Regions from separate parts of the Homo sapiens genome. Here region 2 is linked to region 1. Evidence: chromatin contacts called from ENCODE Hi-C or POLR2A ChIA-PET data. All regions are on one chromosome and are shown on one strand. Each heading gives the region's core, a stretch centred on a gene start or an enhancer-like site at or near the end of the contact. The rest is flanking DNA. Distances are from core to core; before and after follow the strand shown.

Region 1 (5,099 bases), core at 995-3,494:
CTACCTAGTCCCAAATCCCTCACTGACCCTACCCTAACTCAAGGGGTTCACATAGCCCCATAACCTCCCCTACCTTACTCCAGGGCTAGGCCTAAAGAGCCATCCTCTTTGCCCATCCTTCCTCTAGCCACAGCTGAAGTCCATGGCTACTTTTCATTCAAACCTGAACCAGGTAAAAGGTCAACACCTGAAACCTAAGGCAGAAGAGTCTTCCCCTTTGGGCAGAAAGAAAGAGCCAAGCATTGGTTTATGCCCTATGGTTTTATGCCTAGAGGCCTATGTATCTTGAACTTGGCTGTTTCCATATGCTTTCGCTTCCTAGTTTTTGTGTCAAGTCATGATTTTCAGTTGGTAGGTTCATTCATGTATCTATTTATTCATTCATTTATTATGTATCATTAAACATTAATTAGGCACCAGCTATGTATCAGCCATGTGCAAACCACAATATCCTTTGTTGGAGTAGACGTGTATACAGTTGCACATGAGGTAACACCGACCACCAAAATAACACATAACATTTGTTCTCACAGCTGTATCCTTCAGGGCTGACTTGCCTGTATCTCTCTCTTCTATTTCTGTTAAGTAACCAACAAGCACCATTACAAATTACAAGGCAAAGGACTTGTCTGGCAACAGACTGTTAAAACTCCCCTATACTTATCCCATGACTTTCCAGCCCCTTTAATACAAGACATTTTTCTCTTTCAAAAATGGGTCAGACCAAAACAATACAGAAAATCTTTAGAACAACATTTTAAAAATAATTCTAAACCCGGGCCGGGTGTGGTGGCTCATGCCTGTAATCCCAGCACTTTGGGAGGCTGAGGCAGGTGGATCACTTGAGGCCAGGAGTTCGAGACCAGCCTGGCCAACATGGTGAAATCCTCTCTGTACTAAAAAAAATACAAGAAATTAGCCAGGCGTGGTGGTGCATGCCTATAATTCCAGCTACTCAGGAAGCCGAGGCACAAGAATCACTTAAACCCAGGAGGCAGAGGCTGAGGCACGAGAATCGTTTGAACCCAGGAGGCAGAGATTGCAGTGAGCTGAGATTGCGCCACTGCACTCCAGCCTGTCTCAAAAAAAAAATAATAATAATTCTAAACCTGTATAACACTCAGTGAGATCTTCTTAAGTTAACTCGATACTTTCAGCATTTTCTTACTTTTATATTCATCTATTTGCTTTGGTTTGGAAACTTCTTGGCAGTTATTGCCCAGTTTTGCAGGAGTTAATATTTCAACATATAGGTTTTTATATACATGGCATGTGAGTATTAGGTCATCTAACTGCTGAGTCTCGATGTCCTCATGTGTTAAAGATCATTACACTTCCTTACAGGGTGGTCATAAGAATTTTAAGCATACAGTTATGTAAGATGCCCAGTTTAGTGCTTAGTACCAAGTTAGAAATTATTTTCTAGATTCCTGGCAACTCGCGTATCATCTCCAAGCTTATTTACTTCCCACGTAGGCTTTTCTCTTCCTTGCCTTTATTTCTAAGTCAAGAACTTGGTCTGGGCATAGTGGCTCATGCCTGTCATCCCAGCACTTTGGGAGGCCGAGGCAGGCAGATCACCTGAGGTCAGGAGTTCAAGACCAGCCTGGCCAACATGGTGAGATCTCCTCTCTACTAAAAATACAAAAATTAGCCGGGCGCGGTGGCAGGTGCCTGTAATCCCAGCTACTCAGGAGGTTGAGGCAGGAGAATCACTTCAACCCGGGAGGTGGAGGTTGCAGTGAGCCGAGATCACGACACTGCACTCCAGCCTGGGCGACAGAGCTGTACTCCATCTCAAAAAAAAAAAAAAAAATTCACTCCTCACAACTGTGCTTTCTAACAGTTAGTTAATTTACATTTCTAGTTTCTCATCCTCTGAATCAACAGGAAGAAGCCTGAGAAAAGGTGGGGAAGGTCTAGTTGTTAATAGCATTTGTTTCCTTGCTGGGAAATCAAACCCCCCTGTCTGGGTCCATCTGCCAGAGAAAACTTAAAACAAAAAGTTTTAAAGTTCTAAAATAAGACAAGATTCTGTTTATTTTTCCTTTTTGTCTTCTTCATTTTGAGCAAACATCATCCTACCGCCTCCCATCTGTCTCTTTATTTTTTCATGGTCTACATTTAATGCCTAGTAGATGATGGCTCTGTTTAGCAACTTTAGCAGTAATCTTTTTTTGAAAACTGCTCTACCTGCAAAGTTTAAAAGTGATCTGTATGGCACAACAGCAAATGAACCTACCAAAGCATCATGCTGAAATTCTGTGCATATGAGGAAGTGCTTTCTCTTTTGTCATCCAGATGTTACCTGTCTTTATCTGGGCGGTTATGCCCCTGTTAGAATGCTGTGCCTCTCTAGTATTCAAATGTCGTGTGCCTGCCCTTACTGGAAGGCCTGCTATTGTATGTGTGCCCCGGCTGCTGACCATACACTTGTTCCTTTTTACTAGGAAAAGAAACCAAGGGAAATTTCAATCGAACAGTTACCACCGGTGGATTTTTCATTCCAGCAACAAAGATGCACTCCACCGGCACCGGCAGCTCATGTGACCTCACCAAGCAGGAGGGCGAATGGGGCCAGGAGGGGATGCCTCCCGGGGCTGAGGGTGGCTTTGATGTGAGCAGTGATCGCAGCCATCTCCAGGGCGCTCAGGCCCGGCCCCCACCGGAACAGCTGAAGGTTTTCCGGCCTGTTGAGGATCCGGAGAGCGAGCAAACAGCCCCAAAGATGTTGGGTATGTTCTACACTTCGAACGACAGCCCTAGCAAATCCGTCTTCACCAGCAGCCTCTTCCAGATGGAGCCCTCGCCGCGTAACCAGCGCAAGGCGCTGAACATCTCCGAGCCCTTTGCGGTATCTGTGCCGCTCCGCGTGTCCGCAGTCATCAGCACCAACAGCACGCCGTGCAGAACACCCCCGAAGGAGCTGCAGTCTCTTTCCAGCCTGGAAGAGTTTTCTTTTCATGGATCAGAGAGCGGAGGCTGGCCAGAAGAAGAGAAACCGCTGGGAGCTGAGACTTCTGCAGGTAAGTAGAGGAGAGAGGGTATCTTTCCGTTGCAAGAGAGAAAAACCAGACTTAAATTTGCTTGAGTTTGCAAGGCAATATAGTGCGGTGGTTAAGCCTGTGGGCTCTAGAGCCCGATTGGGTACAAATCCACGCTCTGCCATTTTACTGCGTGATCTTCAGCAGGTTAATGTAACCACTCTGTGCCTCGGTTTCTTAATCTGTAAAATGGGAATAATTATGTTAATAATACCTTTTTCATAAGTTTGTTGTAAATATTAAATTATTTAATACATATGAAGCTCTCAGAACAGTGTCTACATACAATAAGTATATAATAAATATTACCTATTATTATTTTATTTGCTCACAGAGTGAGAAGGCAGGAGAAAAACTCACAGAATGGAATGCAGAGCTGCAGAGCTGGAATTGGGGATTCAGTTCTTCCAGTCTCCTTCTCTTTCCATCCACCCATCCTTATTTCTACTTTATATTTGCAGACAACATGGCTAGCAACCCTAGCAACGAGAAAGAGCATCCCTCTCCCAATTTTCTGATATCAAATGCAGGAAGGATTCTGATTGGATCTGCCTGAGTCCCATGCCCAGCCTTGGACCAATCACTGTTTCCAGCTAATTGGGTTCTGAGATTGGCCAGACTTGAGTCTCTGGGTGTGTCTGGAGTGAAGAGAGTTTCTTTAATTAACAAGCAAACATGGGCCACATAAAATGGAAGCAGGGAGAACCCCAAAGGAAAGGGTGGCTGACAATCAAACCAACAAATGTTTATTGTGATTTAGGAATGTTTCTTTTCCGTTAATATTAGTCATTTTCAGCACCTATTAGGTTGTCAGGCACTCTCCTAAGTGTCCTGCAAATATTATCTCATTTCTCCCCTCTATCCTATGATATAGATAGTCACTATTATCCCCATTTCCTTAAAGAGGAATGGTTTATTTGCTGAATCACTCATAGCAAGGAAGTGGAAACACCAGGATTTTAATCCAGACTTTAAAAAAATCCATGCTTGTAACACTATACCACGCTCCCTCCTGTGTTCACTATGGGCTGTGGAGTTAAAAGATTGTTAAGACATGATCCCTTCCCCACAGTGAGCTCAAAAACTAAGAAGGGAAATTGAAACTCTGCACTGAAGTTCAGCACAGGGTCAGCCTATGGAAGCAGCATAAGAGCCTCCTCAGGATTTTTGGAATTAGGGAGGGGTTAGGTACCCAAAGCATCATGAAAGAGGTGTTCCTAACAGATGGCAAGGGCATGAAGGAGAGACAGTCCTCTCAGGAGGATTCCAGGAAGATTTAGAAGAGGTGACATTTGGACTGAGCCTTCATAAATGGGTAGGGTTTCTCCATGCAGAAAAGAAGAGAAAGGGCATTCTGAGCAGCTACATGTTGTGGGAAGTATGTAGGTTTTGGAACCCAACTGGGCTGATTCGGATGCTAGCTTTACTGCTTTTTGTCAGTTTGGCAGTGGGAAATTTTGGAGCCTGTTTCTCATCTGCAAAGCTGGGGAGACTCCTATCCCAAAGGCTGTAGTGAGGTCTGAATGGGAAAATGTCCATAAAATACCTGTCCATAGTTTGGCTCACAGAAGATGTGAGTAAATATTAGTCCCTTCCTCCCATTTCCTTTCAGGATGGGTACGCAGATGAGCAAATCTCGGGGTATCAAGTGATGCCTTGTCTGGAAAACGATGTCATGGGCTGGTGTGGGTCATGGGCAGCAAGATGTCATGGGCAGCAGGATGAGGGATAGGGGAGGGAGTGAAGGCTTTGAGGAAAACAGTGTTTCCAAAGGCTTTTGTGAGATTTGTTATCCTCTCTGGAAGAATAGGTCTCTGGGCCCCATGGGGTCTTTTAGAGACAGTCTGTTATCCGTTTTTCCCCCTCTCTCCTCTCTATAAATAAGAATACACATTTTGTATTAAGTTGGTCTGGGAAAGACACTAATGGAGACTCCAGCCTGCCTTCCTACCTGTGGCCAATGGGCAGTCAGGGCAGAAAGAGGGGCCTTGTGGAAGGCAGCCATCCAGATCTGAGACTGAGGGTGGAAGGGGGCTGCTGAGAGGCTCAGGGGCA
Region 2 (5,400 bases), core at 2,482-4,981, 79 kb before region 1:
AAAATTCTTCCCTTCTGCTGCCTTCTTTTGGGTAATACCAAACAAACATTAACAACTGTGGAACAGATGTTCTAACTAGTGAGGATTCCAAAGCTCGGCTCAAACGCATTTTCAACCAGAACAAGACACCAACCACAGAGATTAATCTTCTGGTATGGGTGCTATGAGATAAAAGCACCTTCTGGATTTCATCATATATTAAAAAAAAAAAAAACTCTAGAGTTTTTTTTGTTTCTTTCTTTTTAGGGATGGGTCAGAAAATTTTTCTATTTTGTGAGCCCAAGTGTCATACAAATATTTATGTTGGTGTTTTGATTTTAGACAAAGCAAAGATCATTGCTTTCTGTTCTGCTGTAATAACTTTTAAAAAGATAATTTCTCTGCCACCGTCTTTTATTTTTGTGGAAAATATTAAGAAACCACGGTACATTATAGCATAAGACATCTTAAGAAGATAACATTTCACTGCATTCCATAAATTGCAGGATATCAAGCAAGGCAGTTCCCACCTTCCATCTAGATGCCAACACAGTCATATCCAACCCAAACATTTGCGCTTATTTCATTTAATCAACAAGAATCTGTAGATAACCAAACATTTTCCTAGTACTGAAGCATCATATCCCCTGGCTCTAACAGACTTTAATTTTAAAAGTCTAAAAAGAACCATGAGCGGTTCCCCCTCTTTCCCTATAATCTATTCCAGTGATTGGAAAACAGGGTGGTGAGGTTGGTGAGATGGTCAAGTTGTTAGAGGAAGGCTGTGAATCCACGAATGTCCAGTGTCTGACCCTCAACCTAGTGACACCTCCCATTTCATTCCCAGTAAAACGTGTACAGCTTTCAATAGGTGAGGGAGGGACAATGATAAAAAGCCCACACAAGGTGAGATCAGCAAGGGATCTCCCCTGGCAGGGGAAGAATCAAGGGAGGGGAACTGGAATGACCCAAGATTTCCTTAAGCCCAGACCCACACCTCTCTGTGTATGGCTTGGTAAATTCTACATCTACCCCACAGAGAGTCCTAGATTTCAATCCCAGAGCAAAAGCTTTGCCTTTTATCATAACACAGGTCCTCACCAGTTTATGCTACATTCCTTGTTCAAGGTATGGTATGTAGTATTACTTGAAGGATATTGCTGCATTCTCCCTTCTACCAGATCCTCCCACAAGACTGAACAGTTCTCAAACTAGCGAAACTTGGTTTTATCAGTGTCTATTCTCTGCTGCTACATAAAGATCTCCAGGGATACAGGGCACTTAGACATGAGGCTTTCTTGATATTCTTCCTTCCCTCCCTATAGAAGAGGAATAGGCCCCAAATAAGGGGCTACATGATCATTAGGCATTTTCCAACCCAAAATAAGCATACTCATCCTATTGCTAAGGTAAGATAATAATACTGGTATCAACAACCTTGGGCCAAATGTGAAGATGTTAAATTCATTTTGCACACCTATTCTTCAGGATTAAAAAATATTATCCTGATAAATACAGTAAACCCATTGTAAACAAAACTTTTCATGATGCAGTAACCTTACCCATTACTCCCTTACCTCCTATCTTAAATAATGTTTGAGTGTATTCTTCCCTTTGCCATTAAAAGTTCCATTACTTCTGCCCACAAACCAGCAAGTCCTCACCAATCAAGAATCAGCTGCGATCTCATCATTTTCTTTTTGTGTATTCTAAAACTCAGATGTTTTCTCTCCTCTGGCCTACTGTGGCATGCCCTTCCCTTTCACTAATATCTTGGACATTGATATGGTTTGGCTGTATCCCCACCCAAATCTCATCTTGAATTCCCACGTGTTGTGGGAGGGACCTGGTGGGAGGTAATTGAATCATGGGGCCAGGCCTTTCTCGGGCTGTTCTTGTGATAGTGAGTAAGTCTCACGAGATCTGATGGTTTTGAAAAACGGGAGTCTCCTTGCAAAAGCTCTCTCTTCTCTTGAGTGCCTTTAATCTTCCACCATGACTTGTGGCCTCCCCAGCCATGTGGAACTGCAAGTTCATTAAACCTCTTTCTTTTGTAAATTGCCCAGTCTCCAGTATGTCTTTATCAGCAGTGTGAAAACGAACTAATACAGATGTATAAACATTGACCCATCCTCTTTAACTTCCATATACCCTTTTTAAATTGCAGAAAAATCATTCAATTAGTGGAAAAATTGCTCAAGTAAATTTTATCATCTTTCACCCAGGCCCGGTGATTTCCTATTCAGCAGCAATTTCACATATATATATATACTATATATATATATATAGTATATATATATGTATTATGTATATATAATTATATACTATATATGTAAAATTTTAAAATCAATGTTTTCATACTTTTTAATAATACATGCTTATCCTCATTGTAGATAAATTGGGAAATACATAAATGTTTTAGAAAGAAAAAAATACTTGTATGTAATTCTATCACCCAAAGATGTAACATTTTGGTGGATTTCCTTCAAGTGTTTTTTTTCTATGTACATTTTCATATTGTGATTACACTGTGTGTGTGTATATATATATTATATATATATATGATTTTGTGTCTTGCTTTCTTATAACCGAAGTCTTTATTCAAGTTATAAAACCCTACATATAACATTTTAAGGCTCCGTAGGTTTTGTTTTGTTTTGAGACGGAGACTCGCTCTGTTGCCCAGGCCAGAGTGCAGTGTCACGATCTCAGCTCATTGAAGCCTCTACCTCTCGGGCTCAAGTGATTTTCCTGCTTCAGCCTCCCAAGTAGCTGGAACTATAGGCCCACACCACCACGCCCAGCTAACTTGTTTTTGTATTTTTAGTGGAGACGGGGTTTCGCCATGTTGGCCAGGCTGGTCTTGAACTTCTGACCTCGGGTGATCTGCCCGCCTCAGCCTCCCAAAGTGCTGGGATTACAGGCGTGAGCCACCACGCCCGGCCCATAGTAGTTTATCATATAAATATGCCAGTTTATTCCCTGCCTCCATTACTGGACATTTATAGTTATGATTGTTTTAATTTTATGAACAAGCCCACAGTGAATATTGTGAGGCATATGGCTCTTTTGTTATGTAATATTTCTTTGGAATAAACTCCCAGAAGTAAAATTGCTGGATTAAAAGGTGTGTTATTAGTCAGAACTCTCTTGGTTGTGACTGAAGGAACTCTGACATAAGAAAAAAAGTGGGGGTTAATTACTGATTCATAGAAGCAAACTTTGGCAAAGACAAGAAGGGAGCTGGCTTTAGGGAGCTGGGACCAGAGGCTGGAATTTTAACCTCCTGACTTTCTCCTTGTCTCTTGAATTTATCTTAGACATAAATGAAAATAGAGGTAACTCAAAGCGTCTAACCCACAGTGACAATTGCTGCTCTGTTTTTAGAGCCGGGATTTTGTTCGTGGACTTGCCTTGCCTGGTGGTTGAACTTTGCAGCCCCTTCCTCCTCCGGGCAGCTTCTCTCAGTGGCAGCTGTGTTCCCCATGGTTTGTCCTGGATGTCTCCCTTGTGCCATCCTTGCAAGCCCGCGGCCAGCGCCTCCACCCACGCTCCGGCCTTGCTCCCACTCCCACCGCTCTGCCACCTCCCACCTCAGCCTCCCACCTTGGTGTGGAGGGACCAGCGTCGAAGACAAAGGAATCTCTGACGAGAACCGGCCAGTCCGGGAGGGACGGCGGGGAAGGGGGTGCTGCTCTGGCGGAGCCCTCACTTCACTCGCTTCCCCTCGAGCGCCCCTCTAGGCTGGGGCCCGGCCGCTCTGGGCCTGCTCCTCCTCCCGCTCCTGTTGCGGGGCACCAGGTCAGACCCTACAGGGGGCTCCGCCAGGGGGAGGGGGAGAGGGGCTCCCTTCAAACTCGGCCCGGCCGCGGGGGTCCCGGGTGCCCTCTGCTGGGCTCCTTCCACGTCCTTGTCCCTCCTGAACTCCCGTTCCAGCCCTGCCCCCGCCCCGCAGTAGGGAACGGACTCGTTTCTGCCCCGCCCCGGGGTCCGGGCGCCCGCCCGGCGCTTCAGCTTCAGCAACGTCAAGGCCACGTTCCCTCCGCTCCAGCTCGAAAGACGGTGGCGCTGACTCTGCTCTGCGCGCCGCAGCTTCCTCCCGCTGCTCCGCCCAGCGGTTTCTGATCCCCTTTCGGCGCTGGGGACTCACACGCTGCGGCGACAGGAAAGCCCGCGCCCCCGGCCGCTTCCCGGAACGCCCTCGGGGACGGCTGAGTCACTTGGCGCCCGCCCGCGCGGCCACCGAGCCCAGAAGCGGGGAAAGCCCAGAAGCGGGGAAACCCCAGGGACAGCCGCCGGCCCTGGGGGCAGCCAGCGCTCCAGGCCGCCCAGCACCTCGGGCCCGGATGGGCTTCTCGCGCCCCAGGGCTGCGGCCACACCCCGCCGGCCCAGACCCCGCGGGTAGAGAAAGGAGGTGCAACCCTGAGAGCCAAGACGTTGGGCTTGGCTTTGCTTTGCGTTTCTTTCCTTTTTTCTTTTGTTTCTTTTCTTCTTCTTTTTTTTTTAACCACATCCAGGAAGAGGAGAAACCTGTCTCATGACAGGAAACGAAGAGGGAGGATGCATCCGAACTGAGGGACATTGTTTCAGTTGCCTCACCTGACATACTGTCTCACCTGAGAGAGGGAGGCCGAAGAGGCAGCCAATGGTGGCTGGAGCAAGCCCTGTCCTCGTTACCTGGGCTGTGGCTGAGCCCTGGGGCTCACCGGCTGTATGGCCCTGGGCAAGTCCTCGGAGCCTTAGGTTCTCTGCAAAATGGAGATGATGTTTAATAGAAAATGTTTCTATAACTTTTGTGGCTTACTTTTTGAAAAGCGAGGGAGGGACTTTTGTCCTTCCCTCCTCGCATCTCAGTCGCAGTGCTGGTTCACAATCAGGCTGTTAACGCGGTTTCCACATTTCCTGTCCTCCCCCTTCCCCTTTCCTGCTGGGAATAAGAAGGTGGGCCCCCAAGGAGACAGAGGGTACACTCGTAAATGAAAAAGAAAAGTCAGCACAAGGACCCTTTGCTGCGGAGATTTCTTTTTCCAGGTATCCTAAGTGGGGCTCTTGCCATCCCTGCCATCCCTGCTCTACACCGAAGGGGTGAAGTCCTGGGACTCTGTTATGCCCATCTGTATGTAATCCTAGGCAAGATTATTACAGTAGCGCTTTCCTCTTTTTAGAATATACCCTTGTCTAGCCCCTACCCCATCTTCAGGACAGTAAAGGTTCTCAACTCACTTCAAACCCTCCTAGCCGTCTAGAACAGTGGCTCACAACCGCAGACCCATAGGAAATGTAGGGCCATCTATGTAATAAATTTATCCGGATGTATTATAACAATTTTAAGGTTACACTTGTCCTTTCTTGAACAGGACAATTCTTTATTCTAAGACTATATGCTTCATAGTTTTAGTTATTTTGAATTGTCCATTCTG

What was found. Hi-C counts contacts between places; a loop is a spot of excess contacts on that map. ChIA-PET counts read pairs that join two places held with the same protein, here RNA polymerase II (POLR2A). Pooled maps may share reads with other maps.
Region 2: a loop to region 1 is called in a pooled map, with 5 times the contacts of the local background. The contact joins the promoter of ARHGAP31-AS1 here to the enhancer-like site in region 1. A Hi-C loop is called at or near these places in 17 of 37 single-sample maps with no recorded cell type and 9 of 50 pooled maps. POLR2A ChIA-PET finds 5 or more read pairs at or near these places in 4 of 52 experiments (H1, HepG2, activated B cell and 1 more).

Annotation. Positions count from the first base shown.
Region 1 is chr3:119,399,372-119,404,470 of GRCh38, forward strand. ARHGAP31 (Rho GTPase activating protein 31) reads left to right here. Exons shown (of 12, transcript NM_020754.4): 10 at 2,451-3,026. It overlaps LOC124906273 (a long non-coding RNA gene), which reads right to left. Exons shown (of 2, transcript XR_007096027.1): 1 at 4,996-5,099; 2 at 1-3,226. Among named protein-coding and RNA genes, the nearest start is that of TMEM39A, 62 kb to the right of the region's middle. Within about 2 kb of position 2,245, at least 2 of the 41 ENCODE cell types and tissues checked have a DNase peak (open chromatin) inside an H3K27ac peak, as active enhancers do.
Region 2 is chr3:119,319,029-119,324,428 of GRCh38, forward strand. It overlaps ARHGAP31-AS1 (ARHGAP31 antisense RNA 1), which reads right to left and starts at 3,732. Exons shown (of 2, transcript NR_046748.1): 1 at 3,586-3,732. All of the region lies in intron 1 of ARHGAP31 (Rho GTPase activating protein 31), which reads left to right. RefSeq lists enhancers at 3,403-4,260, 4,261-5,117 and silencers at 3,680-4,039, 4,090-4,439.